Regions from separate parts of the Homo sapiens genome. Here region 2 is linked to region 1. The links are chromatin loops, found by intact Hi-C in ENCODE. Cell type or tissue: breast epithelium. All regions are shown on one strand. Each heading gives the region's core, and the rest is flanking DNA. Links, peaks and the distances in the headings are about the cores only.

Region 1 (16,057 bases), core at 4,153-12,152:
TTGAAAAGGAAAGTTTTATTAGATAGAAAGAACACTGCAGGAGAGGGCAGTGAGGCACTTCAGCAAGAGAGGACTGAGCGTGCTGGTGGATTTTCCTTAGGGGTATTTATGGACCTTAAAGCAGGAGCTTAAGGGTAATGTGGACCACATTAGCAATGTAGGTCATGAAAAATGATCACATTTGTAGACATTTTAGTGCCTTGATGTCAGCAAGGGATGCACAATGAGTTTCAACGTGCATGGATTTCGGAGATGTATAGAACTCCTAGTTACTTATAAATTTAGGGGGAAGAAGTCTGGTACCAGATGCCAGCTTTAGATAATAGGCAAGTCTAATTACTTTCTAATTCCTCAGACAGGGAGTTTTGCCTCCAGATGGTCTGCCTGATGGCCACCAGGTGATCTTTGCTCTCCTCCATCATTATTACTGTCGTCATTTTTGAACCAGACCATATTCTGGCATCAAGAGGGAAGAAAAATTAACAATCTCCAACCATTTGAAGAGCCTGACTCTGTCCTGAATATTGAACTGCACTCTGAACAGCAGCTACATTTACTTGGCACAATGGTGACATCTAGTGTCAGCGGGATAAATTTCAGCTAGCTCTGCGATTTACCAGAAATTTAAGCACAGGGTCTCAGTGCCTCAGGATCCTCACCTCAACTTCCTTCAGGGCCAAGAAAATGTTTCCTTCCAATTTGTAATTTGCCTTTGGATTTTCTTAACAATTGCTCTTTAATTTTATACATTATTGGGTTTAAAATTAATGTACAATAGACCAGAGATGTTTAGAGTGTACAATATGATGAGTTTTTGACCAGCAGAGAACAAAATAGAAAAATTAAAAAAACCCTTGTCCTCATAGAGCTTACATTCTTAATGGCCAAAATTATGTCACATGGCTGCTCCTAACAGCAGAGGAATCTGTAAGGCAAGTTTTTTTACTTTCTTGCTTCCATAGTAGGAAGAAGATGGAAAGGGGGGGTTTGCGTGAGCCCATCTACAATTCCTGCCACAGTGAGACAGAGAAGCACTCAAATTACATAAGTGCTTATATACAACAGTTAAGGTTAAAGCATGTTTCAGAAGTATCGACATGCGTGTTCTTTACATCCGCCCTATTTATTATTATTACTACTATTATTATTAACTTAGATGCCTTCTTATGTGATGACATGTAAATAGATCCTCTAGCACAAGACCTTGATCCACAGAGGACCTCCAGTCAATGATAGACATTATCTTAGCACCAATAACGTACGCCCTGTGGTTTTCTAATGTTGCTTAGAGCTTTCATTATTTGCATACCTTGTTCGCTGTAAAGGTTCTCTGTCTACTATAAGCTCATCTGGCTCATGACACCCTTCATCTGGCTCATCAAGGTGTTCACAGCCTGTTTGTTTTCCAAACTCCCCTTGATGGAGAGAAACAGATGTCTACTAGACAGGATGAGTGGGTCCACTCATCTGGCTCAGAATATATCCATTCTTACTGAATCAATATTATATCACAGTTTATAAAAATGTACTCCAAAATTTCTGGGACTTACCACCAGGCTACGCTTTCCAAGGGAAAATCCATCAGAGCACTGGTTCTCAAACTTGGCTGCACATTGGGATCACCTAGGAAGTTTTTTAAAAAAACATAGTGCCTAGGACCCACCCCGCAAAACAGTGATTCTCAACTAGGTGGTTTGCCCCACTACTAGAAATACATGGATATGTCTTTTGGTCAGTACAACTAGGTAAGTGTGCTACTGGCATCTAGTGGGTAGAGCCCAAGGGTGCAGTTAAACAACCCACAATGCACAGGACAGCTCCTACAGCAAAGAATTATCTCGTCCCAAATGTCTATAGAGCCAAGGTGGAGAAACCCTGTCCAAAGATACAAATATCCATATGCATTCAGCCTGGGTGTGGGATTTTTGAAACCTCCCCAGGTGATTATTCTAGGCAGTAAAGCTTGAGAACCACTGCTAGAGACATGTTCCTAGAGAACATTCAATCATATGGCTAAATTCCTCTCAACCCCTTGCCATTGAGCTTGAACTGAAAATTTTCCATTTCTTCTTGTTTGATTTGGGAGTTGTTTGTTTGGGAGGTGAGGGTGGTTGGAAGGAGGAAGAGCTAGTTGCTTTTGTGAGAAAGCCTAGGTTTCCCACAACATGCTAGAATGGGTATCTCTGTAAATAGAAGTCTAGCTGTTATTATTCACCTTGTGAGTTGGCCTCCCCGGCATAGCTCAAGAGGATCATTAACCACTGTCAAACACACATGTCCTGGGGTACGGGTCACTAGGAATTACATGTGGGAGAAGCAACTCCTTTGCAAATGAGCACTCCCTAATGTTTCACAGAATGACAGCTTCTCCCACTAGGGACCTCCCAGGAAGGGCCACTGCAGTTGTGAAACTCTAGGGGGAACCAGTCACATAGAACACAATGTGAACGATGCTCCCAGGCTTCATGGCCCTCAAAGTTAATTTTACATTCACCAGAATGCCTAGCCTTTTAAATCAGTCCCATATATACATAGAAAGAGAGGGTGTCTCACTCTATTGACCAGGCTGGAGAGTGGTGGCACCATCACCGCTCACTGCAGCCTTGACCTGCTGGGCTAAAGCAGTCCTCCTGCCTCAGCCTTGCGAGTAGCTGGGACTACAAGTGCATGCCACCATGCCTGGCTAATTTTTTAATTTTTCTGTAGACCCAGGGTTTCACCATATTTCCCAGACTAGTCTTGAACTCCTGGCCTTAAGTGATCCTCCCACCTCAGCCTCCTAAAGTGCTGGGATTACAGGCATGAGCCACCGTGCCTGGCCCAGTCCAGGCTACATGAAATATTTAAATATTTTGCCTACGTGAAAATATTCCACTAGCTCTCCATATGTACTTTGACATTTATTTATATTATCTCAGATAATGCTAGGATAATATATGTTACTCTCTATATATGTATATATACACACTATATGTATACATGCGTATTTATAGATAATATTTAAAATTTGTAATGCAAATAGTGTCGTATTTTACAAGCCAACCTACAACTTGCTTTTTTCACTTAACACTCTATATTACCCACTTAGCATGCCCAGATATGTAGATATATGTTATTCCTCTAACAGCTGCAGAATATTACATTGCATGGACTTGATTTTAAAGAATAGTTGCATATTAGATGTAAGTGGAATGAACATTGGCATTTCCTGAGCCCCATAACATGACACTGAAAGGACAAAAAGGCTGCAGATTCACAAGGACAAGAGAGTGAGAAAGGAGACAAACGCAGATGAGAGATGTTCACAGTGTTTCGGTGATACCAGGAAGCAAGCTGATTCACCCAGTGGAAAGGCTCAGGGATCGGGCATCAGAGACTTCACAAGGCAGAGGCGAGCCATGTGACAGACGTATAAGGATCAATTGGACCCACCGATCTCATTCCCACCTGCAAAGCCCAAAGACCTCTCCTCCCAAACTTTGCAATATAGGAGCTTTATTCTCTGGGGAAAACACCAGCAGAGGGCCAGATGGAGACAGTGGATTTAAAACAAGGAGATGATTAAAAGTGTGCATGCTGAACAAACATCACAAGGCGTTGCCACTGCCCCAGCTCCATTCTCCCACCTGGCTCTCAAAACATTATCAAGCAGGCTTATACTGTCTGCAGAGGAGCCTTAGAGGCAGTGAATAACCCCAGATAAACCTACAAAACATCTGGGGTAAGGGTCTATCAGCGAAAAAAAAAAAAAAATGCCATAGTCTCACAATTTCTTCTTTACCACAGAGGACTGGGTGTGATTCTAGGACCCCAAACACAGCCATGCCTACAGGTAGCACAAACATAATAGAAATGACAAGGAAGAAGAGAATTTCTAGAAATAATGATCAAGAGCATCGGGGATATTTAGCACTAAAACTAGTGATCCAAGGGACATGCTGGTAGGAGGTCATGGGGAACCATGGAGAATGTCAGACTGAGATGGGCAGGGATGAGGGCAGAGCAGGAGCAGCACCCAAGATGTCTACCTCTTAATTCCATCAAGGAGACAAGAGGGACTCGACAGAGCCATCATGGGACAGAGATCAACAGTGACCAACCTGATTCAGCAGCCATCTGGTGTACCTACTATGGGACAGAGATCAACAGTGACCAACTTGATTCAGCAGCCACCTGGTGTACCTACTATGCGCCAGATTCCGTGTTAGGGAGCACGTACGGATATAGGAGTAGGATGCTGTCCAATGATCTAACAATGCACCTGTGGAGATTGCCACTCACGGTGTTCTCCGCTTTCCTAGAGTCTGGAGACTCTCTCTTCTTACTTTCACAGCTCTTTGGCCATCCACAAATCCATTTGCCCACACGCTTCCTGGTTCCTTCACTTTCCTCCAGCCTGACACAGACGTGTCTTTCCTGGTGCACTCCCACTAAAGAATGTCTGCGAGGATAGAAGGTCCCTTCTGGTTGTCATGACAAACCAACAAACTAGCATGGGAAACACTCACTGTGTGCAAGGGACTCACTTTGGCATTCAAACTTCATCGTACAGAATAAAGAAAATGTGGTTCATCTATGCCATGGAATACTACACAGCCATAAAAAGGAATGAGATCATGTCTTTTGCAGCAACATGGATAGAGCTGGAGGCCATTATCCTAAGCAGATTAACACAGGGACAGAAAACCAAATGCCGCATGTTCTCACTTACAAGCCATGGTCTGCAACCTTTTTTTGCTTTCATACCCATTAAAACAGTTTCATTAAAAAATTAGTTTAGGTAGTCATGGCCATCAAACACATGAAAAGATGCTCAATGTCGTTAGTCATCAGGGAAATGCAAATCAAAACCAAAACGAGGCTGGGCGCGGTGACTCACTCCTGTAATCCCAGCACTTTGGGAGGCCAAGGCGGGTGGCTTCCCTGAAGTCAGGAGTTCAAGACCAGTCTGGCCAACATGATGAAACCCCATCTTTACTAAAAATACAAAAAAAAAAAAAATAGCTGGGCGTGGTGGCAGCACCTATAATCCCAGCTACTCAGGAGGCTGAGGCAAGGGAATTGCTTGAACCAGGGAGTGGAGGTTGCAGTGAGTCAAGATCATACCACTGCACTCCAGCCTGGTGACAGAGCGAGACTCTGTCTCAAAGAAAAAAAAAAAAAGAGATACTATTTCACACCCACTAGATCAGCCATAATTAAAATGGAAAATAACAAGAGTTGTGGAGAATGTGGGGAAATTGGAAACCTTGTGCATCACTGGTGGAAACGTAAAATAGTGCAGTCACTGTGGGAAAGTTTGGTGGTTCCTCAAAACGTTAAGCATAAAATTACCAGCAATTCCACTGCTAGGTACATAGTAGTTCCCCCTTATCCTCAGGGGATAGGTTCCAAGACCCACAGTGAATACCTGAAATCGTGCATCGTACCAAATCCTATGTACACCATGTTTTTTTCCTATACATACATACCTACAATAAGGTTTAATTTATAAATTAGGCACAGTAAGAGATTAACAACAATGATAAAATAGAACAATAATAATAATATGCCAGTATCACTACTCTTGCATTTTGGGGCCATTAAATAAGGGTTACTTGAATACAAGCTCTGCAATGTGATAACAGTTGATCTGATATCTAAAACAGCTACCAGGTGACTGACAGGTGGGTAGCATCGACAGTGTGGAAATGCTGAACAAAGGTGTGACTCACGTACCAGGCAGGACAGAGCGGGACAGGGAGAGGTTGCATCACACTACTCAGAATGACATGCAATTGAAAACCCAGGAATTGTTTACTTCTGGAATTTTCTGTTTAATATTTTTGGGCCATGGATAACCAAGGATAACTGAAATAGCAGAAAGGCGGAATACTGTGTACCGAAAAGAACTGAAAACAGGTATTCAAACAAACACCTTGTAGAGGAATGTTTGTTGCAGCAGCACCAGTCTCAATAGTGAAAAGATGGAAACAGCCCAAATGTCCATCAACTGATGAATAAATACAATGTGGTGTATTCATACAATTGAATATTATTCAGCCATAAGAAGGAACAAAGTACTGAAACATGCTACAATGCAATGAACCTTGAAAACATTATGCTAAGCGAAAGAACCCAGACAGAAAGGGCCACGTGCTGCATGATTTCACTTATACAAAATGTTCAGAACAAATAAATCTATAAAGACAGAAAACAAACAAGCAGTTGGGGGGTGGTGGGGGGTGTGGCAGAATGGAGAGTAACTGTTTCATGGGTACAGAGTTTCCTTTTGAGGTGATGAAAATGTCTCAGAAATAAGAGATCGTGGTTGTACAAAGTTGTGAATGTACTAATGTCACAAATTGTAAACTTTGAAATAGTTAATGGTTAATTTTATGTTATGTGAATTTTACTCAATTAAAAAAATCCATAAAAGAAAATAAACCCAGATCCCCTAATATGTTTTTAGCTAATATTTAATATTTTCAAACATAAGTGTAAATAGTTGCAAAGGATGTAATTTAAAATAAAACTGTTACATCAATCTTTTAAATATAGCCGTACAATCTTAATGCACTATTAATTTCAGACTTGATCGCCTATTTTAAAAAATATATGAACAATCTTTTCTTTAACAGTCGTTTTAACTTGTCATTCCTTTTCCTCCTTGAAATTATGTTTCCATTACACTTCTCCACAAACTTTCAAACTTGTATAATTTTTTAGGTTTGAAAGTTTTCTCCCAATTATCTTATCATATATAAAATATGTATATAATTTAAATTAGAAACTTTAAAAAACTCTACTGACACCAAAGTCTTCAAATAGTGGAAACTTATTCTGGATTGGTTATTATTATTGCTATTAGTATATAACTGATCAAAACAACATAAATATTACAAGTTTTGATAAATAACATAAATAATTATTAAACACAAAAATAAAAAATTTGTTAAAAATACAGATGTTTTAATAGATTGGGTGGGGCTTTTTTCTGTTTATTCACACATTTGTGGATAAATATTACACTAGAATGAGAGTTCAGCATAAACTCTATTTTTAAATTTTGTTTCTAGAAATATAAGCACTGTTTACACAAACAAGAAGATAGAAATGGAGAGTTTTGAGATATCAGTGTCAGTCACTCAATCCTTTTGAGTTTTATGCCCCAAATCACACAGTTGTTAATCATTAAAAAAAAATCTCTTTTTTTAAGACAGAGTCTCTCCTGCTGTCACCCAGGCTAGAATGCACTGGTGCTCACTGTAACCTCAAACTCCTGGGCTCAAGCGATTCTCCCATCTCAGACTCCCAAGTAGCTGGGACTACAGGCACATACCACCACGCCCGGCTAATTTAAAAAGGTTTTTTTGTAGAAACAGGGGTCTTACCCAGGCTGGTCTCCAACTCCTAGCCTCAAGTGACTCTCCCACCTCCACCTGCCAAAGCACTGGGATTACAGGCCTGAGCCACCACACCCCTCCTCAAAAATTTATCTTTAGTGATCTATCAGCTCATGGCTAGGTTAGGTATTCTTTCAATGCATTAATTTGTTTTTTAGGTTTGTTTTTACTTATTCTTTAATTTTTTATACTGACAAGCTCAAGTCTACACAAATATAGAAGAATAAAAAGAATCCCTATGTGCCCATCACCAGCATCAACAATGTTATCATCAACCCATGGCCAATCTTGTTTCATCTCTACCTTTCCCATCTCCTCTCCACCTCACACCACTTCATCACTGCTGGACTGTTTTGAAGCAAATCCCAGGTTACACACTTTTACTTCACCTGTAAATACTTCTATATATATCTCTCTTAAAAATAAGGATGTTTTGAAAACATAACTTATAAACCAGTACACCTAAGAAATGCAAGTCATTCAATATCCATCTAATGTGCAAATTTCCCCTAATTGTCTCACACATATTTTTGTTTTGGTTTGGTTTAGATTTTAGTGTTGGTTTTTCTTCTCTTTCTTTTCTTTTCTTTTTTAGTGTTGGTTTTTTAACTCAAGATCCTAACGAGGCCCACAAATTGCATTTGGCTGATATTTCTCTTAAGTCTCTTTGCATCTCCTTGGCTTACTGTTTAACATGCTCTTCTGGCCTCTGAATTTCCTGAAAATTGATCTTTAGATCTCAAGACTTGGTCAGATTCAGATTTTATACTTTGGCAAGAATCCTTCACAGATGGTATGTGCAGTGGGTTCAGTGTTATTATCTTTCCATCTAATGGTTTTAGCAGCTATCAATGACACAACCTGGATCCATCATTATGAAATGGAGTTCCTCTTCAATTTTAATGAAAGCCAGTAAATGGAAACCTGCAGAAGAATTTGTTCCCTAGTTGTCAGAGTCACCACTCTCTTAATTTTTAGAAACTAGTATACTCAACTTCAGAAATTATCATTATTATATTAATTAGTTATTGATTTTGAGACTTACTTTATTAATTAGACTTATTAATTATTAATTTTGAGGCAGGTAATTATAATTAATTATACTGGTTATTCTTTCTTTTTTTTTTTTTTGAGACAAGGTCTTGTGTATCACCCAGGCTGGAGTGCAGTGCAGTGGCACAATCATAGCTCACTGTAGCCTTGAACTCCTGAGCTCAAGTGATTCTCCTGCCTCAGCCTCCCAAGTAGCTAGGACTACAGGCATGCACCACCATGCCCCATTAAATTGTCTTATTTTTATTTTTGTAGAGATGGGGTCTTACTATGTTGTCCATGCTCACCTTGAACTCCTAGCCTCAAGCAGTCTTCCCACCTCAGTCTCCCAAAGCACTAGGATCACAGTGCATCAGCCTGCTATTATTCTTTCACTTAAGATACACCTTGTTTAACTTGTTGATAATACTCAAAAACTACTGGAAAATCAAAATATTTATATCAAACCACCATCACCAATTTAATATTTTTTCAATAAAAATATTTTTATCTCATCCTATGTTTTAAATACATTCTTGTTAAAAAGCCTTGGAAATCTATTTCATTTCACCTATGAAAAATACCCACCATATAACCTAATTGGACACTCTGATCCTCATTTTCAAACCAATAAAATAATCAGAGTTAATTTCTCTCCGAATTTTTTTTTTTTTTTTGAGATGGAGTTTCAGTCTCGTTGCCCAGACTGGAGCTCTAGTTTGATTGCACTGTGGTCTGAGAGACAGTTTGTTATAATTTCTGTTCTTTTACATTTGCTGAGAACTGCTTTACTTCCAACTATGTGGTCAATTTTGGAATAAGTGCGATGTGGTGCTGAGAAGAATGTATATTCTGTTGATTTGGGGTGGAGAGTTCTGTAGATGTCTATTAGGTCTGCTTGGTGCAGAGCTGAGTTCAATTCCTGGATATCCTTGTTAACTTTCTGGCTCATGGATCTGTCTTATATTGACAGTGGGGTGTTAAAGCCTCCCATTATTATTGTGTGGGGGTCTAAGTCTCTTGTAGGTCTCTAAGGACTTGCTTTATGAATCTGGGTGCTCCTGTATTGGGTGGATATATATTTAGGATAGTTAGCTCTTCTTGTTGAATTGATCCCTTTACCATTATGTAATGGCCTTCTTTGTCTCCTTTGATCTTTGTTGGTTTAAAGTCTGTTTTATCAGAGACTAGGATTGCAACCCCTGCCTTTTTTTGTTTTCCATTTGCTTGGTAGATCTTCCTCCATCCCTTTATTTTGAGCCTATGTGTGTCTCTGCACGTGAGATGGGTCTCCTGAATACAGCATAGTGATAGGTCTTGACTCTATCCAATTTGCCAGTCTGTGTCTTTTAATTGGAGCATTTAGCCCATTTACATCTAAGGTTAATATTGTTATGTGTGAATTTGATCCTGTCATTATGATGTTAGCTGGTTATCTTGCTCATTAGTTGATGCAGTTTCTTCCTAGCATCGATGGTCTTTACAATTTAGCATGTTTTTGCAGTGGCTGGTACCGGGTGTTCCTTTCCATGTTTAGTGCTTCCTTCAGGAGCTCTTGTAAGGTAGGCCTGGTGGTGACAAAATCTCTCAGCATTTGCTTGTCTGTAAAGGATTTTATTTCTCCTTTTCTCCTTCACTTATGAAGCTTAGTTTGGCTGGATATGAAATTCTGGGTTGAAAATGCTTTTCTTTAAGAATGTTGAATACTGTCCCCCACTCTCTTCTGGCTTGTAGAGTTTCTGCTGAGAGATCCACTGTTAGTCTGATGGGCTTCCCTTTGTGGGTAACCCGACCTTTCTATCTGGCTGCCCTTAATATTTTTTCCTTCATTTCAACTTTGCTGAATCTGAAAATTACGTGTCTTGGAGTTGCTCTTCTCGAGGAGTATCTTTGTGGTGTACTCTGTATTTCCTGAATTTGAATGTTGGCCTATCTTGCTAGGTTGGGGAAGTTCTCCTGGATAATATCCTGAAGAGTGTTTTCCAACTTGGTTCCATTCTCCCCATCACTTTCAGGTACACCAATCAAAAGTAGATTTGGTGTTTTCACATAGTCCCATATTTCTTGGAGGATTTGTTTGTTTCTTTTTACTCTTTTTTCTCTAAACTTCTCTTCTCGCTTCATTTCATTCATTTGATCTTCAATCACTGATACCCTTTCTTCCACTTGATCGAATTGGCTACTGAAGCTTGTGCATGTGTCACGTAGTTCTCATGCCATGGTTTTCAGCTCCATCAGGTCATTTAAGGTCTTCTCTATGCTGTTTATTCTACTTAGCCATTCATCTAATCTTTTTTCAAAGTTTTTAGCTTCTTTGCAATGGGTTCGAACATCCTCCTTTAGCTCGGAGAAGTTTGTTATTACTGAAGCCTTCTCTCAACTCGTCAAAGTCATTCTCCGTCCAGCTTTGTTCTGTTGCTGGCCAGGAGCTGTGTTCCTTTGGAGGAGAAGAGGCGCTCTGATTTTTAGAATTTTCAGCTTTTCTGCTCTGGTTTTTCCCCATCTTTGTGGTTTTATCTACCTTTGGTCTTTGATGATGGGGATGTACAGATGGGGTTTTGGCATGGATGTCCTTTCTGTTTGTTAGTTTTCCTTCTTACAGTCAGGACCCTCAGCTGCAGGTCTGTTGGAGTTTGCTGGGGGTCCACTCCAGACCCTGTTTGCCTGGGTATCACCAGCATAGGCTGCAGAACAGCAATTACTGCAGAAAGGCCAATGTTGCTGCCTGATCCTTCCTCTGGAAGCTTCATCTCAGAGGGGCACCCAGCTGTATGAGGTGTCAGTCAGCCCCTACTAGGAGGTGTCTCCCAGTTAGGCTACTCAGGGGTCAGGGACCCACTTGAGGAGGCAGTCTGTCCGTTCTCAGATCTCAAACTCCATTCTGGGAGAACCACTACTCTCTTCAAAGCTGTCAGACATGGACATTTAAGTCTGCAGAAGTTTCTGCTGCCTTTTGTTCAGCTATGCCCTGCCCTCAGAGGTGGAGTCTACAGAGACATGCAGGCCTCCTTGAGCTGCAGTGGGCTCCCCGCAGTTCAAGCTTCCCAGCCACTTTGTTTACCTACTCAAGCCTCAGCAATGGTGTACGCCCCTCCCCGAGCCTTGCTGCCGCCTTGCAGTTCAATCTCAGACTGCTGTGCTAGAAATGAGCGAGGCTCCATGGGCGTGGGACCCTCTGAGCCAGGTGTGGGATATAATCTCCTGGTGTGCCATTTGCTAATACCATTGGAAAAGCACAGTATTAGGGTGGGAGTGTCCCGATTTTCCAGGTACCGTCTGTCATGGCTTCCCTTGGCTAGGAAAGGGAATTTCCCGACCCCTTGCGCTTCCCGGGTGAAGTGATGCCCCGCCCTGCTTCAGCTCACATTCTGTGGGCTGCACCCACTGTCTGACAAGCCCCAGTGAGATGAACCGGGTACCTCAGTTGGAAAAGCAGAAATCACCTATCTTCTGCATCGCTCATGCTGGGAGCTGTAGACTGGAGCTGTTCCTATTCAGCCATCTTGGAACCTCTCTCAGAAGAGGTGAAATAACTTCTATTCCACTATTCCTACTCCACAATATTCAATTCAGAATATCCATTTGCAGGCCAATTCCTCCCAATAGGAAAATGTTCAAGACAACGGAAGGTAAACGGTAGGCAAGTTTTCTCCCCCTTTCCCCTTTGATTATTAAAAGAGCCTTTTCAGAAGTCCATATTTGAAAGTGTCCCTTTGTTTGGTGCCCCAGAGGTTTTGCCTCCCAGGGGCAATTCAGGGCAGATTAAGGGTATGCACTCCTTTTGCAAAGCAAGAGAAGAACAGATTATAGGAGGCGCTTGGGAAAGGAGCATCTGCGCAAGCAACCAGGGCCATTCCCAGAAGACCACACATGAAGCTGAGGATCTAAAACTGGAGTCCCCTAGAACTGTCCACTTTACTCTTCCCAATTTGAAGACCACTGACTGCTGACCCCTTGCTTTGAGAATATTTCCTCAAAAGACTGGAAAAAGGCAGATAACAGTGGTCTCAACTGTTACTGACTTGCTTTGAAACTTGGAGAACTTTCCTTAATGTCTTACTGTGCTAATCTGAAATTGGAATCAATATCTAGTTTCCTGTTTCCTTCTCATGGTATTTTGAGAATTAAGCATTGTCAACACAAAGAGTCAAAACTCTGTAAAATATTTGAAGAGATTTATTCTGAGCCAAATATGAGTGACCATGGCCCATGACACAGCCCTCAGGAGGTCCTGAGAACATGTGCCCAAGCTGATCGGGGCACGGCTTGGTTTTATATATTTTAGGGAGGCATGAGACATCAATCAAATACATTTAAGAAATACATTGGTTTGGTTCAGAAAGGCAGGACAACCCAAAGCGGGTTGAGAGGTGGGAAGCTTCCAGAGTATAGGTAAATTTAAACATTTTCTGATCAACAATTGGTTGAGTTTGTCTAAAGACCTGGGATCAATAGAAAGAAAATGTTCAGGTTAAGACAAAAGACTATGGAGACCAAGGTTCTTTTGAAGTCTTATAGTGGCTGCCCTTAGAGACAATAGATGACAAATTGTTTCCTATTCAGACCTTTAAAAGGTGCTAGACTCTTACTTAATCTCTTAAAGATTGGGAGGATCTGGAAGAAAAAGATCTAACTACGTTAATAGAGATTCTTTAGATGCACATTTCCCCCCACAAAGGACAGCTTTGCAGGACCATTTCAAAACATGGCAAAGAAACGAGTTTTGGGGTAAAATATTTTGACTTTCTTCTTTGTCACATAATGTTATGCCACAGTCAGATTGGAAAGTAAGTCATGATATATGAAGTTAAATAAAACCCATCTGATGAGAATTTATGGTTTGTAGAGCAGATTCTCAGAACCCTTAGATAGGAATTTGGCCAAGATTTAAAAATCAGAGTTTAGTCTTCAGCATGAAGGTTAGCAGTACTACTTAGGTTTTGAATAGCACTTTTACCTTTCTGAATGACTTTGCTGCCTGGATCTTCTGTTTCCCTCTCAACTGTCCCTCAAAGGCAAGTCTCACCTTTGTGCAACAGGTGTGGGGCACGGAGGCCCAGGGCGAGACTGGCCAAAGATCACACAGCAAATAGGTGACCTGGTTGGGAATAGAACCTGCGTTTACCTCCTTTCTCCAAATGCATCAGCACAGGAAAATACGGAGAAAACAAGTTTACACTTGATGTTAGTCAAAAGGCCAAGAAGCAATTGTATATCTAAGTTCATAGTACATCAACTTTTTTTTTTTTTTAGACACTCTGTCACCCAGGCTGGAGTGCAGGGGCATGATCTCGGCTCACTGCAATCTTGCTCTTACGGGTTCAAGCGATCCTCATGCCTCAGCCTCCAGAGTAGCTGGGACTACAGTCGCACACCACCACATCTAGATAATTTTTTCTATTTTAGTAGAGATGGCTGCCCAGGCTGGTCTCGAACTCCTGAGCTCCAACAATCCGCCTGCCTCGGCCTCCCAAAATGCTAGGATTACAGGCGTGAGCCACTGTGCCTGGGCAAAGATTTTTTAAAATAATGTTCATAAAGAGAGGCCAATTCATATTCTTAGTTTATTCCAGCAAACTATGATTCAGATATCTGAAGGCGGAAAAAAAAACCAAAACCTGAAGTTCCCAAAGACAGTCTCCATTCTAAACTGCACCTCCTTCTTCACAGTCCAGTGACCTATGACATGCTTTCTACTTCTGAATCCACCCTGTAAAATGATCCTCTTCTGAAAGGAGTTTCCCACCAAACAAGGAAGTTCTAGACATAATCACACTTCAGGAGATATTTGTGTATGGTTTGCTTTTTGTTGTTTTGTTTGTTGATTTTGCTTTGCTTGGAGCAAAGTTTTAAATTTAATTTCTGTACAAAAGCTATTACAAAAGAGGTAAGATTTCCTCCTACTTCTTTTCTCCTGCCACCCAGTTCCTTTTCCCAGAGGTAATCAATGAGAAATAATTTAGAATGTAAGATATGTTATAATTCTGTACATGCCATGGCAACAGGAAATAAGCCATTCAGGGCTCATCCGGAATCCAGGAAGTGTTTGGATATTGGAAAAACAAAAACAAAAAAAAACCTTTGTTCTGTAAGACAGTATAGAAAGTTGGGAGAAAGGTCTACTCCAGGATCAAGGTAAAATCTGACATGCCACATAACCATAAAAGAGAATGGGGGATAAAAGAATGAAATAATGAGTCTACCTGGGAGCTATGTGTGAGCCCAAGACAGGAATGGGAGTTTCCAGAAGTTCACAGAGCAGTTAAGACCAGAATAAATCCAGGTAGCCAAGACCAGTCAGGACCAGGCATGGAGATAGACCCCAGGGCTGCCTCTCTTTCCAAGCTGATCTGCAGACTGAAAATTTAGACCAGTTACAAATTATCTAAACTGCCCCAGGAGCTGAAAACCTTTAAATTTTAGAGTTGCGAGGAAACAAATACTATCTAATACATCTACTCTCAAGCATTTTGGTCTCAGGGCCCCTTAACACTTGGAAAGATACTGAGAATCCCATAGTGTTTTTGTTTATATGGGCTCCTCTCTATAGATATTTACCATATTAGAAATCAAAATTGATAAATTTTTAAATATTTATTTATTCAAAAATGACAATTATGAACATATTACATGTTGACAAAAATGCTTTTATTAAAAATAAATATATTTTATTTTTTAAAAATTAAGGGGAATGATTAGCATTATTTTACAGTTTTGAAAATCTCTTTAAAGTCTGCCTTAATGGAAGACAACTGGATTCTCCTTTCTGCATCTGCATTCAAGGTGATTTGATATCACATGACACATAGCCTTGGGAAAACCACCATACACACACACACGAGAATGAAGACGGCAAACGATGTCCTAGCATGATTATTAAAATGATTTTGCATCTACAGACCTCCTGAAAGGGTCTCGAGGACCCCAATGGTTCCTGGACCACACTTTGAAAACTATGGATCTGAAAATAATTTAGGATTGCATTTTCCTGTAATGCCGCGTCTTAGCAATGTGACCTTGGGTGAGCTACTTAACTTCTCTAAGCCTCAGCTTCCTCCGCTGTAAAGCAGCACTAAGAATAGAAGGCTACGTTTATGGCCACATGCCTTCCTATAATCTGGGTATCTTCATGGTCATTATATATATAAGTGAGGTAATACTTATAAATATTTAATACAGTACTTGGCCCCTAGTAATCACTCAGGTAACAACTCTTCCTACTATTATTGTTAATATTTGCTATTACTACATATCAAGCATTGTGCCAGGCACAGCAGGGGTCATATCACAGGGTGTAAGAGGCCTCAAGTTGCTTAACAGTAGGGGACATAGGACAAATACCTAATTATAGAACAGAACAGATTTTGTCCGAATGATACAAACCAGGAAGAGGTCACATTCATTCACTCATTCAACAAATATTAATCGATTTTCTCCAGTGTGCCAGGAACAACAGGGAGGAAGAGGCCAAGGTTTCAGAGCCTCAGGAATGAGGAACAGCAGGAGGTGAGGGGGTCAGTGAGGAATGGGATGGGCTGGGCGTGGCCAAATCAGGTAAGGCTTTGTAGGCCTATGTAATTGAGGATATAAGGAAATGTTTTATGAGAAGGCTGCATTTGAATTAGAACTTCAGAAGAGGC
Region 2 (16,057 bases), core at 1,113-9,112, 74 kb after region 1:
TGAAAATTGTTCATCAGTCAAAGCATAGGTTCTCCTTCCTTTCCATGCGAGCCTATCCAAGAAAATCTACCTAATGCTTCTTGTCATCTGCAGAGGACCAGGAAGAACCACTCCATCTTGTTAGAAGTTCCATGTAAATATCATTGTTAGTAAAAGTAAAACCTTATCCCATAAGCATGTTACAGCCCTAGCTGGAAAAAGAAATCAATACACCAAAAAGAAAAAAATTAACAGCTCAATCAGTCACCACTGCCTGATCAGCTTGGGCTTGAGATTTTTACCTTCCAAGTAAAGGAGAAAGCAGCCTCCAAGAAGCCAACCCCGAAAGCTCCCTTAGCTCTTCTTTGACAGGTTACAGGGGCAATGAACTCAGATGCAAATCCTAACTCCTGAAATAGTCTCCACAAATGGGCGTTGGGCTTGAAACTTTCATGCCATTGGTTGGAATGACAACTCAGCAGCCAGCTCTCCCCTCAGCTTCTTTCCTCCTCTCCCCCGTCATTGCCTCTCATCCCTAAGCCCACCTCCCACCCTCAAAGCAGGAATTTGTCCTCACTTCAAACATCTGGAATTCTCCTGTGTTAACTCTTTCTGGGCACTTGGTGAGATGGTTTGAGAACATCTACTGTCAGAAAGTACTTCTGGTTACAGTTGATAGCTTTTATTAAATTTTTTTTACAAAACAGCCTGTTAAAATTTTAACAGTACAGAAATATATAAAGTAAGAAGTGAGCATTCTTCCTTGCACCTGCTCCCTGTACACTTCATTCTCACTCCCAGGGGTAGAGGGTGGTAATGGTCAGGCTCTTTCCCTCCATTCAGAGATAGATACATTACATATAGGTGCATAGATACATAATTTCATAGATTTCAAAACACAGATAGGATCGTGCTCTACACCTTGTTTGGCAACATTTTTTTTTTAACTTCCTACATCTTGGACGCCCATCCTTGTCAGTCCACAAAGTTTTGCTCCAATCAGAACAAATTGGGCACTTAAGTTCCATTCAACAAATAGCTGAAAAGCACAGGGTGTCCAAGGCAGCTGAAACCTGTGCAGTTTTATCCTTGCACTGTGCATGAATTCTTCATTTACCTCCTATGGTTGTTGGAAGAATTTAAAATGTCAGGTGCGATCCACACAAAACAACTTTGCTAAGCAAAACACAAGGTCCACAGCCAAAATCTCAACATTCCTGTGAGCAGATGGAAAATACCACCCACTGAAGGGTTAAGAGAAGCCTCAGTGATCTCCCCAGGGCTCAGATCCTGTCTGTTTATTTGTTGGAAGACAAAGATTTTTCACATCAGTTTGTTCTTCTCCATTCACTTTTCAGGGAGTCAAGCCTCCAGTGGGGTTGAATACAGTAGTCCCCCCTTATCCACAGGGAGCACACTCCAAGACCTCCAGTGGATGCCTGAAATTATGGATGTCTGAAACCATGGGTAGTACTGAGCCCTAGGTACACTATGTTTTTTCTTATACAGTAATGGCAGGTAACGTCTATAGCATGGATACACTAGAAAAAATTATTCACGTCTTGGGCCAAGGGCATCCTTGTCATAAATGTTAGTTTACATATTTGATTATTTCCTTAAGACAGATTTCTATACAAGGACTGTGTTGCAAAGAATAAGCATTTCTCTTTTACATTTTTAGTAAATATGATATATCCTTATATAATAAATTCAAATAGAGATGTACGTGAATTAAACCCTGATCACCTTCCCTCCCTGCATTCTCATTTTATATAAAAAAATCATTTTTAGTCATTTCTTGTGTACCCTTCCAAATGTTTTCTATGTTTATTACAATACGTATAAAGCTGGTTTGGGAGTTGCTAAAAAAATGGAGAGTAAACGTGGTCTATAGTTGCACTGTCTAATATTGTAGCTACTAGTCATAAGTGGCCGTTGAATACTTGAAATGTGACTGGTCTGAATTAAGATGTGTTGTAAAATACACATCAGGTTTTGAAGACTTAGTATAAAAAAAGAATGTTAATATCTCATATAATTTTGTATGATTACATGTTTAAAGAATATTTTGGGGCTGGGCATGGTGGCTCACACCTTTGGTAATCCCAGCCTTTCGGGAGGCCAAGGTGGATGGATCACTTGAGCTAAGGAATTCAAGACCAGCTTGGGCAACATAGTGAAACCCCGTCTATACAAAAAGATACAAAAACTAGCCAGGCATGGTGGCATGAGCCTATAGTCCCAGCTACTTGGGAGGCTGAGGTAGGAAGATCACCTGAACCCAGGAGGTCAAGGCTGCAGAGAGCTGTGATCATGCCATTGCACTCCAGCCTGGGTGACAGAATGAGACCTTGCCTCAGAAAAAAAAAAAAAAAAAAATATATATATATATATATATATGTATATATATATATAAAATGTATTTTATTTTACTCAGTACACCGTATATATATAATAAAATATATAATAAAATATATGATAATAAAATACATGGTGTGCTGAGTAAAATAAAATACATTCTTAAAATTAATTTCACCTATTTGTTTTTATATCTTAAAATATTTCTATTAGGAAATTTGAAGTCACTATGTGGCTTGCATTCTGTCTATTGGACAGGGCTGTTCTGTAGCTTGCTTTTTTTAAAATCTTAATAATGTGTGGGCTGGGCGTGGCAGCTCATGCCTGTAACCCCAGCACTTTGGAGGCCAAGGCAGGCAGATCATCTGAGATCAGGAGTTCAAGACCAACCTGGCCAACATGGCAAAACCCCATCTCTACTAAAAATACAACAATTAGCCAGGCACAGTGGTGCACACCTGTAATCCCAGCAACTCAGGAGGCTGAGGCAGGAGAATCGCTTGAACCCAGGAGGTGGAGGTTGTGGTGAGCCGAGATCGTGCCACTGCACTCCAGTCTGGGCGACAGAGTGAGACTCCGTCTCAAAAAATAAAAAATAAAAATAAATAGCCTGGTGTGGTGGCTCACGCCTATAATCCCAGCACTTTGGGGTTGCTGAGGCAGGCGGATCACGAGGTCAGGAGATGGAGACCATCCTGGCTAACACCGTGAAACCCCATCTCCGCTAAAAATACAAAAGTTAGCCCAGCCTGGTGGCGGGTGCCTGTAGTCCCAGCTACTCGGGAGGCTGAGGGAGGAGAATGGCATGAATCCGGGAGGTGGAGCTTGCAGTGAACTGAGGTCGCGCCACTGCACTCCAGCCTGGGCGACAGAGCCAGACTCTGTCTCAATAAATAAATAAATAAAATAAAAAATAAAGCATATCGAATGTCCTTGTACATTCATGATTGATAGAGAACTTTTATGCATATCCTGTTATTTGAGGGATAGTTTCAATTACGGACTATACAAAGACGAAAGCAATGCAAATATGTTTAATTTGAACAACCTCTTGGAGTTCAGACTACCTGTCATGACAATATACTGTGCTTGAGAGATGACACAGGTACCTCACTGAGTGTTACTGTAGTGGTTCTCCAGGTGGACAGAGACTCAGAGGTGTTAAAAAAAATTATTCAATAACACTTGTTAAAGCATGGTAAGGCAGACTTTATTCAGGACCATTCCAATAGCTAGACGGCCCACTGCAATGGATTTTCCAGTGGGGAAGAGAAATTGGATTCAACTCCAAATATGGTGATGGCAAGTGTGGATTTATAGCCAAGGATGGAAAAAGTAAGAGGAATCATCAGGAGTAAGGGGGATTCTGCTAAACTGACCTAGAAGGCCAGTGTCAGTGTCATCCTGCTGAAGACAGGCCATGGTGACCAAACATTCCCTGGGGGACGGCAAAGAATGAGGAACCTGGTCAGATATGCAGGGTGGGAAATCTTGCCAAAATGACTCAGGGTTCTTTGCTAAAACTGGATCTTGCAAGGAAGTGCAGATGGGCTTAGAAGAAGATCCAGAAGCCTGACAAAAGTCTGGTCAATCAGAGAATCTTTGTCAGAGGTTGAGACCACTGGTCTTTAAAAGAGATCAAGTAAGAATCAGATTTTTCTCAATGTGAGAAGGCTACTATGACTGATTTCTGTCACTCAAGGTTCAGATTTTCTTTTCTTTTTTTTGAGACGGAGTCTCACCCTCCTCACCCAAGCTGGAGTGCAACGACGCTATCTCAGTTCACGGCAACCTCCGCCTCCCGGGTTCATGCCATTCTCCTGCCTCAGCCTCCCGAGTAGCTGGGACTACAGGCACACACTACCACATCCGGCTAATTTTTGTATTTTTAGTAGAGACGGGGTTTCACCATATTGGCCAGGCTGGTCTTGAACTCCTGACATCAAGTGATCCTCCCGCCTCGGCCTCCCAAAGTGCTGGGATTACAGGCGTGAGCCACTGCACCTGGCCTCAAGGTTCAGATTTTCAAGGAGACACGGATCCAACTCCCCCTCCCACATTTACACAGCCTGTAAGATTGGTGTCCTGTCTCCAACTGGACATTAAACCAGGAGACTTAGATTATTCCCTTATAGGTTGTGACCCCTGGGGTCTTCCCTTTTTATCTTGGGAGCTCAGGCATTTTGTTATATTTTATCAAGTATGTCTAAATATTTTTGTAATGGAAGATTTTCTAGGTTATCCTGTCCTCAATACAGCCAGAAAAGGAAATCTGTCTTCTTCCTTACTTAAAATGTCACTTTGTACTAAATTCCTGTATCTTCTTGACTCTCTTTCTGGCATATGCTATTCCAGAATGAACATTCTTACAGTTTTTTATACACACAGCCACATTGCTTTAAAAAAGGCCATTTACCTTTCTATCAGTAATTGTCTGCAAACCCTGGGAATTATTTTCTTAAAAAAATCTTTGCCAAACTGATTGATGGAGGAAAAATGGTATCCAAGTGCTGCTGTTATTTCTGTTAACTCTGTCCCCTCTATTTTAGCGAGGGTGGTCATGTTTCATGTTTCTTTGCTCTTCCCATTTTGTGAATTGTCTGTTCATGTCCCTCACCCGTCTGTCTACAAGGGGACTCATCTTTCTCGTAGGTAGGACTTTGGCCTAGGAAGCCACTGCAAAGCAACAAGACAGCTGCTTTGAGATCACTGGCCCAGTCTCCTCTGTGTCAACCTGACTGGCTGAGACTCAGGTTTACAGATCAAAAAACAGCAAGCAGCACAAAATTTTGGCGGGTTGTCCTGCAAATAGTGCCGCTGACGCAGAATCTGCAGGCCAAGGGGTGTGTGATGGGGACAAGAGCTGCTGTACCAGAAGGTCATCACCATGGACACACCCTCGCCTCGGCTTTGGCAGTTGACAACGAAACCTAAATCAGAAGGAAAAACAGACAAGGCAAACAAGTTTTGGTCATGCGCTCTTCTGTAGCTAATGTTTTCCCTCGGTAGAAAGCAGACAGAGAGGGCCAGGCGCGGTGGCTCACGCCTGTAATCCCAGCACGTTGGGAGGCCGAGGCGGGTGGATCACAAGGTCAGGAGATCGAGACCATCCTGGCTAACACGGTGAAACCCCGTCTCTACTAAAAATACAAAAAAAAAAAAAAAAATTAGCCTGGCATGGTGGCGGGCGCCTGTAGTCCCACCTGGAGGCCGAGGCAGGAGAATGGTGTGAACCCAGGAGGCGGAGCTTGCAGTGAGCCGAAAGTGCTCCGACAGAGCGAGACTCCGTCTCAAAAAAAAAAAAAAAATGCAGACAGAGAGAACGTGAGAGGACCCAAGTCTACTTAGGAAGCTTTCCTGATGCCAGATAAACTTTACAGGGAAGTCAGGACCCAGTAAAGTGTAGAAACACTCGTTTTTTGTTTGTTCGTTTGTTTTAAGACAAAGTTTCGTTCTTGTTGCCCAGACTGAAGTGCAATGGCACTATCTCAGCTCACTGCAACCTCCGCCTCCCATGTTCAAGCGTTTCTCTTGCCTCAGCCTCCCAAGTAGCTGGGATTACAGGTGTCCACCACCACTCTCGGCTAATTTTTTGTATTTTTAGTAGAGACAGGGGTTCACCATGTTGGCCAGGTTGGTCTCGAACTCCTGTCCTCAGGTGATCCACCCGCCTCAGCCTCTCAAAGTGCTAGGATTACTGGTGTGAGCCACCACACCTGGCCTTTTTTTTTCTTAAGTATAAAATTGTTGTTTGCCATTTTGTATTTAAAATTTTTTAATTGTGGTAAAAAAAAATACTTAACATTAAATTTACCATCTTAACTTTTTTTAAGAGGCAGGGCCTGGCTCTGTTGCCCAGGCTGGAGTGCAGTGGTGTGATCATAGCTCACTGCAGCCTCAAACTCCTGGGCTCAAGTGATCCTCATACCCCAGCCTTCAGAGCAGCTAGAACTACAGATACACACCACCACGCCCTGCCAATTTTTTATTTTATCGTAGAGACGGGATCTCGCTATGTTGTCCAGGCTGGTCTTGAGCTCCTGGCCTCAAGTGATCCTCCCACGTCAGCCTCCCAAAGTACTGGGATTACAGGCATAAGCCAGCATGCCCAGCCAACTTAAACATTTTTAAATGTACAGTTTAGTTTATTCACGTTGTTGTACAACAGATCTCCAGAACTGTTTCATCTTGTAAAACTGAAGCTCTACACCCATTAAGCACGAATTCCCCCTTCAATTTCCCCTTAGCCCTTCACAACTACCTTTCCACTTTCTGATAGAAAAGTATTTGTGAAATAGCGCCATCACCTAGAGATAACCACTGTGAACCATTTTGCCCACAATTAACATCTTGAAATTTCTACTTTTTTCTAGATATACAGAGTTTTGTATTCCGTGGTTTTCATTTTACAATATATTGTGAACATTTTCCTAAGACTATAAAAATTTTTGTAAACTTGCTTATCAATAGTCGCCTAAAACCCCAGGGCCCTCATTTTTACAGACCTGTTTCCCACACCCTTTCTTTTCTCCACCTATGCAGATTGGGCATCTATCCCACACCAAGCACTGTCTGGCATCTTGAACCTGAATCGAGTCATGTAATCTTCACATCAGTCCTAGAAGTAGAGGCTGTTTCATTCCCACTTTACAAACGAAAGCTAAGTCACACTGGTAATTGGTGGCGAGTTGGAGTTCAAGCTTCATAATCTGGCTCCAGAGCTCACTACACAAGTCTGCCTCTCTTCAGCGGACAAAGTAAGTTGAGAAGCACAGTCTTTTCTTCTCTAAGGAATATAAAAAGAGAAAACATGAAGACAGAGCCAACTGGGAAAGCCTTAAGAAAATAGTGAATTAACTATGTGGATTAAGTATGGACTACTCTCTGAACTTTTATTGCTCATCTTTATTAATTATTTTGTATCTTTGCACCCTGAATCATCATTAGTTATCACTCATCCTTGTTGGGTACAGAGAATGTACATGTTCTACTTCTCCTAGCCGACTGTATGTTACGTGAGGAAGTGCACAGCGGGGACATTCCTAATACTTTCAACATCCTCCTTTGTATCTGGCCCAGCACTTTATAGAAGCCGTGTTCAATACTCATTAGCCAGTTGGCAATAAATTACAGTACATGATACAGAGGGGGAAAAATGGTGGAAGAAGTGGTAATTGAAGGGAAACCAAAGTCTCTTCATATTTATTGTATTTGTAGATGGTGGGGTGAAGAATTTAGGAGGGATTAAGAGACCAGGTTGGACTTTGATAATGTATAATGCCTTACATTTATAGAGGGCTTTGTGGTTTGATCTCCCACTCATTATCTCAATTATCTTATGTCATTCTCTCTTTCTCTCTCTCTCTCTTTCTCTCTCTATCTCTCTCTCTCTCTCTCTCTCTCTCTCTCTCTCTCTCTCTCTCTCACCCCATAAGCTAGACAGGGAGAAGGCTGTCAGAATGGAGAGGTAAGCCTGGTTGAGCTTTCTTTTTTTTAATGAAACTATTTATTTATTTAAAGATTTTCACAGCCAGGGTGGTGGCTCACACCTGTAATCCCAGCACTTTGGGAAGCCAAGATGGGCGGATCACCTGAGGTCAGGAGTTCGAGACCAGCCTGAGCAACAACCCTGTCTCTACTAAGAATGCAAAAATTAGCTGAGCATGGTAGCACATGCATGTAATCCCAGCTACACTGGAGGTTGAGGCAGGAGAACCACTTGAACCTGGGAGGCAGAGGTTGCAGTGAGTTGAGATCATGCCACTGCACTTCAGCCTGGGCAATGGAGTGAAACTCTATCTCAAATGAAAAAAAAAAGAGATTTTCAGAAAAGCTGCAGATAGTAGAGTTCCCACATACCTCTCACCCAGTTTCTCCCTTTTCAAACATATTATATTTACCATGGTAAATTCTTAGTCACAACTAAGAAACAAACATTGGCCCGTTAATATTAACTAAACTCCACACTTTATTCAGATCTCACTAGTTTCTCCTACTAACAACCTTTCTCTGTTCCAAGATCCCATCTGGGATATCACATTATATTTGGTGGTCATGTCTCCTTAGTCCCCTCTGGTCTGTGACAGTTTCTTAGACTTTGTTTTTCATGACCTTGGCAGCTTTGGTGTAGAATATTCTTGAATTTGGGTTTGTCTGATATTTTTCTCATGGGTTCTGGAAAGACCAGTTGAGCTTTCAGAGTTACAGCCACTCATTCCACATCAGAGCTCTAAAGGTTAAAAAAGAAATAGAATCTTCATCTGTTTGCTGATTGAAATGCTTGCGGGCCACTTCCTCATGAAGCTTAGCAAATAACATCATCCTGTTTGTTTTGAGCTTTGCATAACCGTTTAAACCATGGCCATTAACTCAGTCATTTTCATTTCGTTGGAACTTAGTGTTCCTTCACTTGTGAATGGTTAAAACCTGAACCCCACTCTAGTTCTTAGCATTCATCAAGAAAGGCTGTCATTTGTACTCACAGAGGAAGCCACCAAGCAAATACACCTAGGTTCCTGGGAAATCATTCTGCATTCTTGCCATTCTGACATTCAGAATAATCTAGAGTCCAAACCATGGTCCAATCTATCAGCCGACCTCTGGACCACAATGTCCTATTATTTTTATAGTAACACATTGTTGATTGTGTTTTTCTTAATTGAAATATAATTCACATACCATAAAATGCATCCTTTTCAAGAGTACAATTCAGTGGCTTTTATTATATTCACAAATGATACAACCATCACCACTATCCAATTTCAGAACCTTGTTATCATCCCAGAAGGAAACCTTATGCCCTATCCCATTAGCAGTTACTCCCATTTCTCTCTGTTCCAGCCCTTGGCAATCACTAATCTACCTTTCACCTCTATGGATCTGTCTATACCAGACACTTCATAAAAGTGGAATCACATAATATGTGGTCTTTTGTATCTGACTTCTTTCACTTAGCATAATGTCGTCAAGGTTCAGCCATGTTATAGCATGTACCAGCACTTCATTCCTTTTTGTGGATGAATAATATTCCATTATTCACATGGACTATGCCACATTTTGCATATCTATTCACCAGCTAATGGAAATTTGGTTCATGTCCTAGTTGACTATGTTTTGGTAGCTGCTCAGTGTTTACTAATTGACTCAGTTCCTGGTGTCACACCTTGTTTTCCTTGTTAATCCCATGTCTAGCCCACAAACAAAATATAGCCAAACAGTGGCTATAGCTAAAAACAAACACAGGAACACCAAAAGATCACCTACAGCCAGGCGCGGTGGCTCACACCTGTAATCCCAGCACTTTGGGAGGCCGAGGCGGGTGGATCACGAGGTCAGGAGATAGAGACCATCCTAGCTAACATGGTGAAACCCCATCTCTACTAAAAATACAAAAAAATTAGCTGGGCATGGTGGTGGGTGCCTGTTGTCCCAGCTACTCGGGAGGCTAAGGCAAGAGAATGGCCTGAACCTGGGAGTTGGAGCTTGCAGTGAGCTGAAATCACGCCACTGCACTCCAGCCTGGGCGACAGAGCAAGACTCCATCTCAATAAAAAAGATGACCTTTACAGAAACCATTGCTGGTTTTTCTATCAGATGCATACAGTAATGGATTCACACATATTTACTGAGTATCTACTACAGGTTAAACGTTCTATGTCCTACAGATGTAGGGGTCAAGAAGATAGATACAGACTCCACTGTCATGGAGCTTAGAGTTTAGTGTCACAGATAGACGTGAAGCAAATTATTATAGAAATTAATATTTCAATTGCTATTAGAGTAAGTTCCATAAAGGAAAAGTGCATGGAGAATAGCTTGGAGTGAGGATACGGGTTAAAGGAGTCTTCACTGGAGAAGTGGCATTTAATTTGAGTTGGAAAGATGAGGTTTTGGGCAGAAGGGGGGACAGAGATTCCAAACTGTGAAAATAGCATGCTGAAGCCTTGATGGGCTAGAGGCCTGAGAGAAAGTGGTGGTGCAGGGTGAGTAACAGGGGAGTCATGGACAATGAGGCTAGAGAGACGCAGAGGGAGCTGGCTGGACTGTGCTTATGGGTAAAGTGATCAGTAGCTGTAGCAGCTACTTTTCCCCAAAAAACAAGGCTTGAACTGTCTCTCAACACACCAGGGCATTTAGAAATCCTACGAGCTGCTCAAAAGTAGGCAGTTTTCCTTCCAGTCCCAAAAGGAGTAATTTTGGTCCTAAACCTTATTCTTGCCCATGGATAACATATCCTCGATGTTTTTGTTATCCACTGATATGTTGGATGTCTTCTGTTTGCCTCCTTAGATCTACTCTTTGCCCTTCTCCATCCTTCTCATTGCTCCATGGAGCTGCCCTGCAGGAACCCAGTCAAAGGGGTCTCTTGACCATTGGGGGTCACTGGCAGGAGATTTGAAAGGGAGATGTGCAAAGTTGAGCAATTCATCCTCGGCTCCCTTCTTGTTGGGTTGCATCTTCCAGAGGCCACTGCTAGTATCAGGAGGCTGTTTTCATACAGCCATTCTTTCTGGGTCCTTTGAATCACTTCCTCCCCTTGTCCCTTGAGGCTTCATTGGGGCCAGCTCCCCTGTTGTTTGCTGTAATCCCTCTTCACACCTTTTATGGTAGACTTTAGTCTCCAAAAATAACTGCAGCAATACCCCTATCCCACATGCTCTTCAGCAATGTAACCTTGCCAGGTCCCCAGTGAGACGTAGAGTTTATTTCTCTACCCTCTTGCCTCTGGCCATGCCCTGTGGCTTCTTTGATCAATGGAAGTTGGGGGAAGTGGCGCTGTGACAGTTCCAGAGATAGGCTTGTTACTGTGCCGACTTCTGCTTCCTGCTCTTGGCACCCTGAGCATCCATGTAAGAAATCCAGTTTACTCTGCTGGTGAGAGAGGACGCAGAGAGAAGCACTTAGGTACTAGACAGGTAAGTGAGGAAGCTACCTTGGATGTCCAGCCCATCTGAGCCTTCAGATGACACCAGACCAAGATGGCTGCAACTGCATGAGAAATCCCAGGTGAGATTCACTCAAATATTCCCAGTCAATATTCTGAAGTACAAGACATCAAAAGTAAATTATTTTATGCCAGAACATCTTTGCATATGTTTCCTTTATTAAATTCTTTTCAAATTGCCAAGTTTGTGCACAACATTTGTTTCCTTCTGGGACTCCATGACCACAACCCCAAACCACAACCAAAAATGCCTGGAAACCAAAACCCTAACTTTTCACCTGGATCACAGGATCCTATGAGTAATAAAGGTTGGGATAATCCTGAAAAGCCATCAGCTTTAGGTCATCCTGCATACATGGGTCTCTATTCACCCTATTTTAAACACAGAACCTCAGTGTTTAAATCTCAGGACTTTTCACAAGCCACTTTCAAGAGGAGAGATAGCATCCTGCTACATATTGAATTACTTATACTCTCAAGAAAGCGTCGTTTGTTTTTTTCTTTTCCAGGCTAAACAAATCAATTTTTTGTAGCTTCCTCCAAGATCCCATAATTGGTCAGCCCTTGCATATTATTCCTTGTCCTTCCCGGAAAACTTTCATGAATGTTGGTACCCAAAATGGAGCCCATTTCCTCTTGTAAACATCTAACTAGTTCTGTAAATAAGAGGAACATATATAGATGCAGCTATAATATGTGTACAAAGGGAAAGAAAGAGATTATTTTCCCATCAAGCCTGATTTCTGAGCAATCAACCAAAAATATGGTTTAAATAATGACATGCCTCTGCCTCTGCCTCCGCCTCCGCCTCCGCCTCCGCCTCTGCCTCTCCCCACGGTCTCCCTCTCCCTCTCTTTCCACGGTCTCCCTCTGATGCCCAGCCGAAGCTGGACTGTACTGCTGCCATCTCAGCTCACTGCAACCTCCCTGCCTGATTCTCCTGCCTCAGCCTGCCGAGTGCCTGCGATGGCAGGCGCGTGCCGCCACGCCTGACTGGTTTTCGTATTTTTTTGGTGGAGACGGGGTTTCGCTGTGTTGGCCTGGCTGGTCTCCAGCTCCTAACCGCGAGTGATCTGCCAGCCTCAGCCTCCCGAGGTGCCGGGATTGCAGACGGAGTCTTGTTCACTCAGTGCTCAATGGTGCCCAGGCTGGAGTGCAGTGGCGTGCTCTCGGCTCGCTACAACCTCCACCTCCCAGCCGCCTGCCTTGGCCTCCCAAAGTGCCGAGATTGCAGCCTCTGCCCGGCCACCATCCCGTCTGGCAAGTGAGGAGCGTCTCTGCCTGGCCGCCCATCATCTGGGATGTGAGGAGCCCCTCTGCCTGGCTGCCCAGTCTGGAAAGTGAGGAGCGTCTCTGCCCGCCCGCCATCCCATCTAGGAAGTGAGGAGCGCCTCTTCCCGGCCACCCATCGTCTGAGATGTGGGGAGCGCCTCTGCCCCGCCACCCCGTCTGGGATGTGAGGAGTGCCTCTGCCCGGCCACGACCCCATCTGGGAGGTGAGGAGCGTCTCTGCCCGGCCGCCCCGTCTGAGAAGTGAGGAGACCCTCTGCCCGGCAGCCGCCCCGTCTGGGAAAGTGAGGAGCGTCTCCGCCCGGCAGCCACCCCGTCCGGGAGGGAGGTGGGGGTCAGCCCCCACCAGGCCAGCCGCCCCGTCCGGGAGGTGAGGGACGCCTCTGCCCGGCCGCCCCTACTGGAAGTGAGGAGCCCCTCTGCCCGGCCACCACCCCGTCTGGGAGGTGTACCCAACAGCTCATTGAGAACGGGCCATGATGACAATGGCAGTTTTGTGGAATAGAAAAGGGGGAAAGGTGGGGAAAAGATTGAGAAATCGGATGGTTGCTGTGTCTGTGTAGAAAGAAGTAGACATGGGAGACTTTTCATTTTGTTCTGTACTAAGAAAAATTCTTCTGCCTTGGGATCCTGTTGATCTATGACCTTACCCCCAACCCTGTGCTCTCTGAAACATGTGCTGTGTCCACTCAGGGTTAAATGGATTAAGGGCGGTGCAAGATGTGCTTTGTTAAACAGATGCTTGAAGGCAGCATGCTCCTTAAGAGTCATCACCACTCCCTAATCTCAAGTACCCAGGGACACAAACACTGCGGAAGGCCGCAGGGTCCTCTGCCTAGGAAAACCAGAGACCTTTGTTCACTTGTTTATCTGCTGACCTTCCCTCCACTATTGTCCTATAACCCTGCCAAATCCCCCTCTGCAAGAAACACCCAGGAATGATCAATTAAAAAATAATAATAATAAAATAAAAATAAAAATAAAAAATAAAAATAAATAATGACATGATATACAAAACCTTTCTCTCTCTTGCTGACCTATTTGGGATCCCTGGCCTTGGGAGTTCCATCCTTTGACCTTTTACTCAGGCCTACATTTCCACTGCAGTGAGAGCTCTGAGCACAAGACAGGGCTTTTCATGAGGAAGATTATCTTGGGGTAGCACAGTATATTGAAGCATCCCCTATTCTGTGCTTTGGTGGGTAATACAAGGTCTGCTTTCCATACGAGACAGGAACTGAGCTTAGCGTCTATGCTGTAGAGAGGCCTGAGTAGATCCCCATGGTCTGTAGTTCTGAAGAATTCTGTCAGCCAAGAATCATAGAATGCTCCAAAGGTAAAAGGGTTTGTCATGGCCATCCCCCAGGGAGGCCTCAAGACCACTCCTTCCCTATTCTGCCTGGAAACAAGTGCCAGAGGTGATGCAACTCAGCAAACTTTATCCAGATTCACTTCCAGAATCTGCAGAAGGGACAGTACCATCGATGGGGCCAAATGACAGTTGAATTACCCAAGTCTGGGAACATCAAGTTCCCGCAGCACCATGGGCAAAACAAAGATGAGACACAATGCGGTCTCCAGGATTGGAGAAGATGAGTACATATGTTTCGTGGGAGGACTGGTAGGGACAGAGTGAAAAAGAATGAGATGGGATAAGAGTGAACCAAGTCAAATAAGAGGATTCAGGTTTGAACCAAGTCAAACCTGGAGAGGTGGGACAGGAGAGGTGGGACATTGTGCCTACTTGTCACTTAAAGCTCTTCCATAGCAAGAGTCCTGCAATCATGTTTCATTAATACACTCATTCAGTAAGTGTTTATGAGCCAGGCTCTGTTCTGAATGCAGGGGATACTGCAATGAAAGAACCAAACCAAGCCCTACTTTCATGAAGCTGACATTCTTGTTGGGAGAGAGAAGTAATAAATAGAGAAACAGATGTTAGAAGCCACCAATGCCATAAAGAAAAATAAAGCAAGATGTAGGGTTAGAAAGGGCAGTATTTTGTGTATAATCACTAGAATTGTCCCCTAAGGTAGTGATGGTTAATGGGAGATGGGAATGATTCCTGTGGATGACTGGGTGAACAATGCCCCAGGCAGAGGGAATGGCAGGGGCAAATGCCTTGGGGTGGGACTGCGCTTGGTGTGCTCAAGGCACAACCAGCCAAGGGGGCTGGGGTGAGCAAAGCAGAACGTGCAGGGATGTCAGAGTGAAAGTGCTTTGTCTTGCTTCCAAGAGGATGAACAAGGGCTACTGGTTCAACACAGATAAATTTGTTCTCGTGTACCCGGTTGTATAGATGTCAACTAGTCACCTATGAATGCCTCTGGATATGAAGGGATGGGAGAGTGTGTCTGCCCCACTCAGAAATTAAAATATTAATAAAATCCACAGTAGGCATGTGCTGCTAACAGAGTGGGTCAGCAGGGTCACCCTACTCTGTGGGAGTTGGGCTCAGACTTGTGGGATCAAACAAGAGATGCAGATGAGGGCTGTCCTTCTGCTCGCATCTGCACAGAACCAGGGCTCTGCACTCCTCCCAGCACAGGGATTTCACACACACCCATCTCACCGAAGGACCTTCAAATCCAGTCATTTTCTTGGCCCTTCTCTGAGAGTCCTATGGACAGATGGTTTCAAGGAACAATGATTTCAGTCCCTGTTGGGTTCTATAGGAGGAATTTGAAAGCTATTAGTTAATTAGTTAATTATTTAATATCCCACTCTTTCCCCCCCCCCCCCCCCCCCGCTAGAGACAGGGCCTCACTCATTTGCCCAGGCTGGAGTACAGTTGCACAATCATAGCTCACTGTAGCCTCGAACTGCTAGGAAGCAATCCTCCCACCTCAACCTCCTGAGTAGCTGGGACTACAGCATGTCCCATTATGCCTGGCTTATTTATTTATTTATTTATGGTTGAGATGGGATCTCACTATGTTTCCCAGGCTAGTCTCAAACTCCTGACCTCAAGCAGTCCTCTCGCTTCAGCCTCCCAAAGTGCTGGGATTACAGGCTTGAGCCACCTCACTGGTTTCAGTCTTGTTCTAGAAATTAGTTATGGACCAATTGACTGCTAGATAGGATTTCTCTCTTAATCAGGTTTAACAAGGGTGAAGTGGGCAAACATAGACTGTCACAACTTAGGAGGAAATTATCCGGGGCCAATTGGATTTCATCTATCCCCAACCCCCCACCGCACTGAGTGCTGGGCCTGGGCTTCTTCCATCCAAGCTTAGACAGCTTCCCTTTCTCCTCCCTCCTCTCCATCCCATGTTCTGGGCCCACCTTCTGTATCCTGATCTTAGTGAATGTCACTGGCTGTTGGACAGCTTGTTGTCTACACAGGGCAGTTCAATGAGTCTCCAAGTTTGGTCTCTAAAGTGGGAAGTCATCTGCAGGATGGTGGCAGGAGGACTATGAGAGTGACAGAGCTCCTAGCCACTTTGCCCCCTCCCAGGTCCCAGTTGTAATCCTCTGCTTAGGGAA

Evidence for each region. Hi-C counts contacts between places; a loop is a spot of excess contacts. Peaks named below come from ENCODE experiments on the same cell type or tissue, not always from the same donor. Only the 100,000 strongest peaks of a DNase experiment are listed, where the experiment ranks them.
Region 2: it touches region 1 in a loop (22-fold over the local background); 2 of 110 quality-filtered maps call a loop at or near these places.

Annotation. Positions count from the first base shown.
Region 1 is chr16:71,499,384-71,515,440 of GRCh38, forward strand. LOC105371335 (a long non-coding RNA gene) reads left to right here and starts at 14,428. Exons shown (of 2, transcript NR_135172.1): 1 at 14,428-14,552. RefSeq lists a silencer at 490-649. In breast epithelium, for the core only: no CTCF peak of the experiment used is centred there; no DNase peak of the experiment used is centred there.
Region 2 is chr16:71,576,728-71,592,784 of GRCh38, forward strand. LOC105371334 (a long non-coding RNA gene) reads right to left here. Exons shown (of 3, transcript XR_933717.2): 3 at 7,042-7,123. TAT (tyrosine aminotransferase) reads right to left here and starts at 365. Exons shown (of 12, transcript NM_000353.3): 1 at 282-365. In breast epithelium, for the core only: no CTCF peak of the experiment used is centred there; a DNase peak (open chromatin) is centred at 5,234; H3K27ac peaks cover 2,760 bases; H3K27me3 peaks cover 182 bases.